Linked DNA regions of Homo sapiens: region 1 is linked to region 2. The links are chromatin loops, found by intact Hi-C in ENCODE. Cell type or tissue: Caco-2. All regions are shown on one strand. Region 1 overlaps LAMC1 (laminin subunit gamma 1). Region 2 overlaps LAMC1 (laminin subunit gamma 1).

Region 1 (5,000 bases), 60 kb before region 2:
TTTTTGTAAACAATGCTTTACACTGTTTATCGCTGCTTTTCTGGCTACAAGGGCAGGGTTGGGCAATTGTGGAGACCCTGCATGGCCAGCAAAGCCTAAAATATTAACTTAGTGGCCTCTCACAGAAAAAGTTTGGTGACCCACTCCAATCCAGATCTAAGAAATCAAAGAATACAAAAACAAAGATTTCTACTAAAACCTCTTCTTCTGCAGGGCATACTGTTTTAAAATTTTGTCCAAGGAAGTTTGAATTTTTTCTCTACTATCGTGAAAAAAAAGCAGAAGGAAGTCCATTCAGAAATTTTATAAGATTTAATTCCATTACATTTGATACCCCTAGAATTATCTATGATTTCACAGAAAGAAGCACTTTCTTTCTTAACAAGCAAAAAGATTAGCAGGTAGGGGAGGGGATGGAGATTTTGATGCATTTCAAAAAATGAAATCTGTAATAATAACCTTTAGCTCTTATACAGCTCACAAAAATGAACCAGTGAAGCAGAAAGACAAGGAAAACAACACTCTTGGAAAAAGTGACACCATTTTTCCAGCAGTGTCCCCTCCTATACCCACCCTCCCCCCACCAGGCAGAGGCTTAATAAGCAGCAGTTGCAGTGAAGGGGGGAAACTGATTACTCAAGTCAAACAGTAATCGTAGCTGGGACAGCAGGAAAAATGACATGTTGAAAACTGCAAATAAAGTGGAAAATGGAAGTAGATCTCATTTAGATATCTACAAGAACCTCCCTCCCTTGTCCTCTGGGTAGGAATTCAGTCCTTTGCACAAGGCCTCCTTGTACTTCTGCTCTTCTGAGCGGATGGACAATTTACATCACGCAAGTACCCTGCCAGCTGGCACTCTCTCTACAAGTGACTGATTGTGAGCAGATGCCTTCATAAGTATAAACGAATACACCCCCTTCTTCATTTTTCATTCATCCACCCTCTTTGCAGACGAGTAAGAATGTACACTCTACACACTTTCCTTTAGAAACCAAAGTTAGTGTTCTTCATATCCCTTCATCTCTCATGGGCTGTGCTTGAACTTGTGTTCCTGATTAAATTATACCTTCTACAAAATAGCTAAAATGTATGTAATCCCCCTGGACTACATGTAAATAATCTTGCAATCCTAGATGCATCTGCTTTTTTTTTTCTAATGACTGTTAAGAAATAAAATTACAACAAATTTAAAGGTCTTAATTGGCTTTTATTTGTGATTCCAGAATTGAGCAACATCTTACTCTATAAAATAGAATAAGTGTTCCAATGAGCTGAGCAGAGGAATTGGTTTTATAGACAAAAAAGTTCTGAGAAAAGCAGAAACAGAACAAAAAGCAGATTGACTGTTTCAAAAGTTACTTTCCTTTTAGGGTTAAAACAGAGGAGACTTCTTATCATGCCCAGGTAAACTGGGCCCCTTTTGACTGGTTGTTGTGAATCTTCTGGTTTGTTACTTAAACAAACCAGGCCTGTTTCAGAATTCAGTTTAATTATGTGGTACCTAGCATGAGCAACTCCATTCTAGTTTAGTCTGGTCTGCTGGGGCCTAGTCCAAGAGGCTAGTCTAAAACAATGGGCCCCCATAAACTTTATTTAATATGACTTAGATTAAAAACTATGTCCTAGAACAGCCTCAATTTAGAACATTTGATAATCTGCCACGACAAAGAATCATAACTTTCAATCAGAAGTCGATCTAAATTATTGGTGTATTTAGTGTTATAGATTAAATAGTCATTTTTTTAAAAGCTTCTTTCTAGTTAAATCACCTTCCCCGTAAAGCACATTATCATTTCAGAAACTTCTTTAAATTTATCTTTAATTGGAAAGTAGTAAAGAGTTTGGCAGATAAATATCAAATGTCCCTTTCCAATGAGGAGAAACTTTTTGCAATCACGCTTGAAACTGTTTTATAAATTATGTATATAGCATATTCAGTGAAGGTGTCTTGAGGGTAAGGAGATCACATGACAAATTATTTACATAGCATATTTCAGGTAGGTCAGTCAGGTTCCCAGTACTTCAAAAACATGGGCCCTTTAATCTGCTTTTCCCTTTACATTGAGAGCAAACATTAAACAGTGATATCAGAAGAAATGTTCTTCAATCCATTCTTTGCCGTATTTCAAACAGACAGCACTGCAGTTCTCCTCCATGGGAGTATTTCACATGCACCCACAATGGGACTTGTTCTACCTTTCTATTTACATTCTGGAGAACAGCCAAAGTCCTTTCTGGCTCTCTTTGATCTGATGCCAGAGACTTGGTATCCAACACCTACCTAGAAGAAATTCCCTTAGGAGCTCCCCATGACTAAAGAGGAGTTAGGAAGAAGATGGAAAGTATTCTATAAACCCACCCTATATCATTATCACTCCCCAGCTTAAGAATCTGTGCAGCTTACCTGATCTAATACACACTCCTCAGGCATGTTATCACAAGGCATCCATAAGTCTGGACAATTGTGCTTCATTTTCTATCTCCAAACTATATCCTACAGTTCTCTAATGTAAACTGAAACCTCTGTTCCAGTCTTGCCATCCCTATTATCCATATGCCACGTCTCACCTTTAAGCCATTCTCTAGTCTTCACCCCTTCCAAGCCCTATCCATCTTTCCAGATTTGGTTCAAGTTCCACCATATCCATCCATGCCACTTTCAACTTGTATTATCATCTTACTTTTCCGAACACATAGCACTTATTGTAATTCACTACTTGAGTATTTATTCTTTTGTGTTTCTTGCTCCAACAAGAGTTTAACTTATTCAAAAGCAAGGAATATATACTTTTGGGTATGCTCTATAATAGTGCTTTTCAAGCTTTTCTAACCATGACACAAGTAAAAAAGACACTTTATATTGCAACCTTGCACACATACATACACAATTGAAACTCAAGTTTGATAAAATAATACAATACTATCCATGATGCAATCTGATATTCTATTTTTCATTCCATTTGATTGAATATGCCGGTTATAGCTCACTAAATTGATTTTATGACATTAGGGAGCTGTGACCCACAATTTGAAAAACACTACAATCCCTAGGGCACTGTGCTTGGCACAAAACAAGTGCTCAATAAATATTTATTTACAGTAGACTGACTCATCTACCAAACAAAACAGGCTAGAATTCTAAAACAAGACGATATTTTCTGGATATTGACGTAGAGCTTATGATGATGCCTTTCAAGGCTTTCTTCCATATTTTAAAAACAGATCAACATTAAAAGAAAACCTTTGTATATGGCAGCCTTTAATAAGATCAAAGAAAATAGACCTTTCTGGTTGGGTGTGGTGGCTCATGCCTGTAATCCCAGCACTTTGGGAGGCGGATCACCTGAGGTCAGGAGTTCCAGACCAGCCTGACCAACATAGAGAAACCCCATCTCTACTAAAAATACAAAATTAGCTGGGCATGGTGAGGCATGCCTGTAATCCCAGCTACTTGGGAGGCTGAGGCAGGAGAATCGCTTGAACCTGGGAGGTGGAGGTTGTGGTGAGCCGACATCGCACCATTGCACTCCAGCCTGGGCAACAAGAGCAAAACTCCGTCTCAAAAAAAAAAAAAGGAAAGAAAAGAAAATAAATAAATGCCTTTTTCCTAAAGCTAAGTAGCAAAAATTTCATTAATCAACATGGCATCCCCCAAGAGGGAAAGAAGCCTCTAGTCCTCTATTGGGATCTTAGAGGAACTTAGGAACAGATCCCCTAAGTTCCTTTTAGCAGCTCTGGCTTTCCAGAAGAACTCCTTCAGCCATGAGCATGTGATAAGCTTTCATGGTAGTAGCAAGGATTTCCTTTCTGTGAGATAGATGGACTGAGGCCCAGTGTGTGGGGTTAGATTTCTACTAAAAAGAAGACATTTAGATAATTACTGTCTGATGCTCATGACACTTTTTTCATGGTATTATCAGTACCTGGAATTATCCCCTTTATTTTCTGCATGTTTTATTCACATGTCACACACATACACACATAAGAACGTAAGATTTTGAGGGCCCGGACTCATCCCCAGCTATCTCTTTATTTTGAGGTATGTTTTTGTTGTTGCCTTTTATAGGGAGAGAACTGTCTGACTTGTAAAATAAGCAGCAACCCAATAGAAGAACGAGAGTGAACCCAGGTGAGTCTGACTTGCTGTTTGGTTAATTCAGTCAATGATTCATTCAATTTACAAACATACCCTGAAATTTACTCAGTGCCAGGCAATAGGCTGAGTACTGAAGATACATAGATAAAATAAGGGTGAGTCCCTGCCCTAAAGGAATTCCATATGACAGATGAGATAAGATACAAATAATTAAGATACACAGTGAGAGAAGTATTGTACTAGGGAGTAAGGAGCAGCCATACCTCAATTTTCTTAAGTGTAAAATAAAGAGTTTATACAAGATGAACTTTAATGTATACATCTAGCTCCAAAGAGCTTGACTCTACCATCTTATCTGTTAGATTTCTGAAAATATCTCTATTACTAGATCTTTTCAATACTTTCCTTTCTCATAGTAATGTTCTAGAGAAATGCTAAAATGCCACAGGAACTGATTTTGCAAAGATGAAGGACATCAGAGACATGAAATATCAGCTGATTTCCAATCAAGTTCAGACTTAAGTAATTTTCTGACCCTCTACAATGCTTTTGCCAATATTCTGTACTCAGTCGAGTCCTATATGCCCAGCTGCAGGTAAGTTTGTGTTAAAATAATTTGCAATGAATAATAGAAGGTAAGGTTCTATTTTAAAGGCTTACAATTTTCTAATGATAGGGTTCTCAAATAGTTGTTTCCATCTTTGGAAGAAAAAAGATAACTCTTGATTTCTGTGTCTACAAAAGATGAAACAGTGCAATCTGCATGCTCCAAACAAACAATCCAGCATCTCTATCCACATCTAGCCACGAGGGACAAGTGACATGTAATGTTTTAGAATAAATTCTTTAGTAGCAAGAAAGGATGAATTCTCTGCTCTTGCTTCTATCACTTGAAAAGGTA
Region 2 (5,000 bases):
CCTGAGGTCGGGAGTTCAAAACCAGCCTGACCAACATGGTAAAACCCTGTCTCTACTAAAAATACAAAATTAGCTGGGTGTGGTGGCACATGTCTGTAATCCCAGCTACTCGGGAGGCTGAGGCAGAAGAATAGCTTGAACCCAGGAGGCAGAGGTTGCAGTGAGCCAAGATCGTGCCACTGCACTCCAGCCTGGGCGACAAGAGCGAAACTCGTCTCCAAAAAAAAAGAAAAAAAAGAAGCAACTGTTGCTGCTGCCTATTAACTTTAGATGAATATGTGGTTACTGCTCATCGGCCTAACCACTTTAATGTGGAATACACTGGGCTATACCGTACTCTACATTTACAGTCCTTTCACTATCCTAAAGAAACAGTATGCCTATCTTCTAAATCTACTCATGATGACTTCACTAAACTTAAAAGGATGCTATATACAACAAGCAAATATTTCATTGTAACCTTTCCCCTCAGCTGCTTAATAATTCCCTTTAAGAATCTATTTCAACAATGTACATGTGAATATATACATTTTATTTATTTAATTTTTGAGATAGGGTCTACGTCGTCCAGGCTGGGGTGTAGTGGGTATTCAACAGGCGCAATTATGGTGTACTACAGCCTCAAACTTCTTAGCTCGAATGATCCCTCTGCCTCAGCCTCCCAAGTAGCTGAAACTACAGAATATATATACTTTAAATAAAATTTGCTTATGTCCATTTTTAAAGGAAAAAAATACAAATTAACATTTCAGAAATACATATTCACATGTGAGAATTCATGAGTTTTCGCCTAAGATTTATCTAGGCTGCCTTCAAGTCACATAACAGTCTAATTTTTACCCAAAAAAGGACAGTCATAGGCCTTTCCAATTCCATACCAGTTCCATACCTTAGTACTTTTTTAAAAAATTTACAGAAATAAAACCACATACTACATTTAATATTAGCTATTACAGTGACATATATCTTATAAAATGGAGAGATGGCACTGATAAAAAATAAACACAAGCTCAAAAGTTTTGCTTTGAAGAATTTAAGTTAATGTTCAATGTTCTGGGAGTTTTATAATTCAGGCATTCATTTATTCACTCACTGTACATATATTTTTATGAACACTATGCCAGACAAGTGTCACTGGAGACAGAATGCCTCCAGCCTCCACCCAAACAGTCAGTGAAGTGAATCCTCTCTGTGCTTGCATCTCTCACTTAGGACTTACTATATAACATGAAAGTACTGCTCTAGAACAGAGGTCAACAAACCTGTGCTATGAGAGCCAGATAGTAAATACTTCAGCCTTTGTGGGCTGGGACATATGGAGTCTGTCGCTATTACTCAACTCTGCCCTTATTGTGCAAAAACAGCCACAGACAATGCTTTGTTACATGGGCTAAACTGTGCTCCAACAAAACTTTATGGGTAACTAAAATTTGAATTTCATGAAATTTTCACATGTCACAAAATATTATTCTTCTGATTTTTTCTAACCAATTAAAAATGTACAAACCATTCTTAGTTCACAGCCCATACAAAAATAGGCAGGACTGGACTGGACTTGGCTAAGAAGGCCATCATTTGCCTACCCCCAAATCGAGAGACATGGGTCTCTGCATCTACACCTCATCTAAGAATGAGGTCAGGGCAATGTCCCATGAATCACTACACATCCAGGAATTTGCATTGTTGCTAATACATAACAAGCAATTAACCAATATTAGTCATCTTTAACTGAACTAAAAGATTACTAAACCCCTGACTCGTCCTTCAAAAACTTCATGGTTTAAAGGTAGAAACAGACAAGTAAAGAAACAGATAATCCTATGTGATAGGGACTGTGATAAATACCTACAGGGTGGCGTCAGTGGGAGACTTAATCCAAGCCAGGGAGTGGGGCAGAAAGGGGAGAGAGAGAGAAACTGGGGAAGGAGTCCTAACACCTGGGAGAAGTGTTCCAAACCAAAGAACAGCCCTGTGAACACGTGAAGCAACAAAAAGGTCCAGATCCTAAGTACCCTGTACACCACGCCAAGGAGTTTGGACTTTATCATAAAACCTTGAGGAACCACTGCAGAATTTTTAGCTGCAAAATTGTATGATCAGATTTGCATTTTAGAATCATCACTCAGTCCAAAGGATGGCTGCCCAAATATAAAGGGCAAAACTGGAGGCAGAAAGCCCACCAGTTTATTTGGAGGCTGTGGCAACAATCCAGGTGAAATGCAATGGGAACTTACAGTAAGGAACTTACAGTAAGGCAGAGACAAAGAGGACGGAGAGAAAGATAAGCATTCAAGACACATAGTGTCTGGATATAGAAGGTAAGAGTAGAGTCTTGGACAGATTATAGTAACGATTGGTGGGAAAGAAACGGGTGAAGTTATAGCTACCCAGAACCGACCGACCACACAGCAGTGGATCCTATCTGTTCACCAGAGTAGTCTTTACTCATGAAGCCTGTCAAGCATGGTTCTTTCAGGAGAGACGTGGGCAACATCGGTTGAGAAACTCAGTGTTAGACAGCAGTGTAGTTCACTGAGATAGGGAATACCAAAAGAGCTTTGAGTTGGGTGAGACAACAAGGAGTGAATTTAGTTTTGAATATGGTCTCTGGACATCCCAAATTGACCATAACCAACAAGATTTTAGATCTGGAAAAAGAGCTGACTAGAAATACAACTTTAGAATTTACAAATTTACAAATGAAATTGCAAATAAAGCCTTGAGACAAACACGAGTTCATCCACGAAGCGTGAACAGCATGAAAAGAGAGGAATCTAGGAACATAAATAAAAAGAAGTATGCAGAAGAAAAAACAAGGAAAACCAAAGGAGTCTGGTATCTCTGAACCAGGGTATACATGAAATTTTAAAAGTGGCTTAGAATAAAGTAGACTTTCTTTCGAGAGACTCGTTAGAGAAGCTGCAAGCTGCAAGAACGAATGCAATCAACTAGGTAGTCAAAGACCTATCTCCCACATGACTTTAGGCAAATCACAACCTTAGGCATCTTTGCCTTCCTTGCGTTGTGAGAAATCTCATCAGTGATAAACTGGAGGCCTTATAAACTGTAAAATATTATATAGACACCCTTGATTTATTATTGTAATGCCATTATGAGTGTGTAAATTCCTAACAAAGTATAATCTTCTGAAGATAGGACCCTCAATCTTCTACATCTTTCTATCAGGTACAGTGGTATGTATTTCAAGAGTATTTTTTAAAATGTTTGCAGAATATCCGGCAATAACATGAGAATGTATGCACAGGAGGAAGGAGTGCATAGCAAAAGGCACACCCAATTTTCTAAAATTATTTAGAACTGAAATAGTCAAAACTTGATTCCTCCCACAAATGTGACCAATGACAAATGGAAGAGGTGGGGGGGGGGAGGAATGCCTTATAGCTCCAACTTCTCCCCTAATGTGTAAATTCTTTTTTGAATGCCCTTAGAATGGAGAAGGAATTTGGAGAAAAAGCAGTGAACTGTAGAACAGGAAAGCAGCCAACAGCAACTTTATAAAACTGTGTTCAACAACTGCTGGCCATTAAGGAAGAGCTCCTTAACTTCTCAAGTTGAAACCTGCAAAATGTAAATCAGGCCTTTGTGAGACAAACTAAAATAGTGTCCCCTCAGGGTGCACAAATACCACAGTGAAGTCACCACAGTGAGCTATTCCCTGACATAGTCAGAACCCACCTTGCAAAGGTTTTCCTGGGGGGAAAAATTGCCATTTGTTCCATGTTAAATACATACACACTCAGCAGAGGACCAAAGAGAATAAAAGGCAATAGCCTTATATATCAATTATTCTAACTTAAACACACAAAAAAGATATGCAGATGCAGATTTAAAAGCTTCATTTAATCACTATTGGTTCCTACAGTTTATGAGGAGCTTGGAAACTAATCTGGTTTCAGTGTTAATTTTAGGAGTTTCATAAACTTTGATTGGGTTGGTTTTATAAGCACTCTTTTCCTTAATCTAATTGTTTTTAGAAAGAGGAAAAGCTACCTTTCTCAAGATTAGGATCCTGTCTGCCAAGTTTCCATCCACAATGATTATCAAATTAATTAATGGGGCTGTTTGATAAAAGGCAAATCCTTAGCTACAATCTTAGTATCAACTACTACCCCACTGGTACTGATAAAAACTTACTATAACTTATAAGACATAAAACCCAAACTTTTTAACAGCAACTGAATAATCCATCCAGAAGTTGAAGGTGAAACAAAAAAGACTTCTTCTTAGAAAAGTGGCTGGTGGAGATTTCTCCCCACAACAAGCAGAAAGTGCAATTCTGGTTCCCATAGCAACTTTAACTCTTTTTATCCGAGGATGCACTGCACCCTGCACCCTGGATGACTGTGTATGGTGCTTAAGAGAGCGCTGTTTTCAGAATCAACACTGATTTTCCTGGCTTTTGTACAGCAAGTGATGATACAGGCACAATAATCAGATTTGTATTTGCCATCTGTTAAAATACGCCTCAGCCTCCCAAAAAGTATCAGTTAAAATGATCCTATAATTTTATATACACATGTGTATGCATGAAAAATTTCTAGAGGGTCATATTAATGTAAGAAATTGTGAAGGGTGGTCTCTAGGGCATGGAGCTTAGCAGCTAGTGATAAAGAAACTCACTTGTCATTACACTTACTGTTTGAATTTACAATGTCATGTTTCATTTTCATAATTTAAAAAAGTCAGTGCCAAAACACTTACATAACTACTTACATTTCTTATGTATGATTTGACTGCTTATTTTAAAGTTTACTGTATTTAAAGTTCAACATCAAAAGAAAGGCTAGAAAAGTGGTGGCTAGACCTAGTTCTTTCACACTACTCATTTCTAGCTTCACATGCTCTGTAATAGCAAAGCACAATATGCATCACTTGTTTAAGGGTATGTGAAATTTGAACTGGGAGGGAGATTTAATAGATGCACAAAACAGTCACGGTACTTTAATTCATGGGAAATAATTAGTTAGCTACAGCCCATG

The links. A loop is a pair of places that touch in the nucleus more often than their neighbours do. Peaks named below come from ENCODE experiments on the same cell type or tissue, not always from the same donor. Only the 100,000 strongest peaks of a DNase experiment are listed, where the experiment ranks them.
Region 1: a loop joins it to region 2, with 3 times the contacts of the local background. A loop is called at or near these places in 34 of 110 quality-filtered maps.

What each region holds. Positions count from the first base shown.
Region 1 is chr1:183,086,395-183,091,394 of GRCh38, reverse strand. All of the region lies in intron 1 of LAMC1 (laminin subunit gamma 1), which reads right to left. Among named protein-coding and RNA genes, the nearest start is that of LAMC1-AS1, 52 kb to the left of the region's middle. In Caco-2, no CTCF peak of the experiment used is centred here; a DNase peak (open chromatin) is centred at 2,184.
Region 2 is chr1:183,026,541-183,031,540 of GRCh38, reverse strand. The region is part of intron 1 of LAMC1 (laminin subunit gamma 1); the gene reads right to left. Among named protein-coding and RNA genes, the nearest start is that of LAMC1, 5.6 kb to the right of the region's middle. In Caco-2, no CTCF peak of the experiment used is centred here; DNase peaks (open chromatin) are centred at 1,298 and 1,900.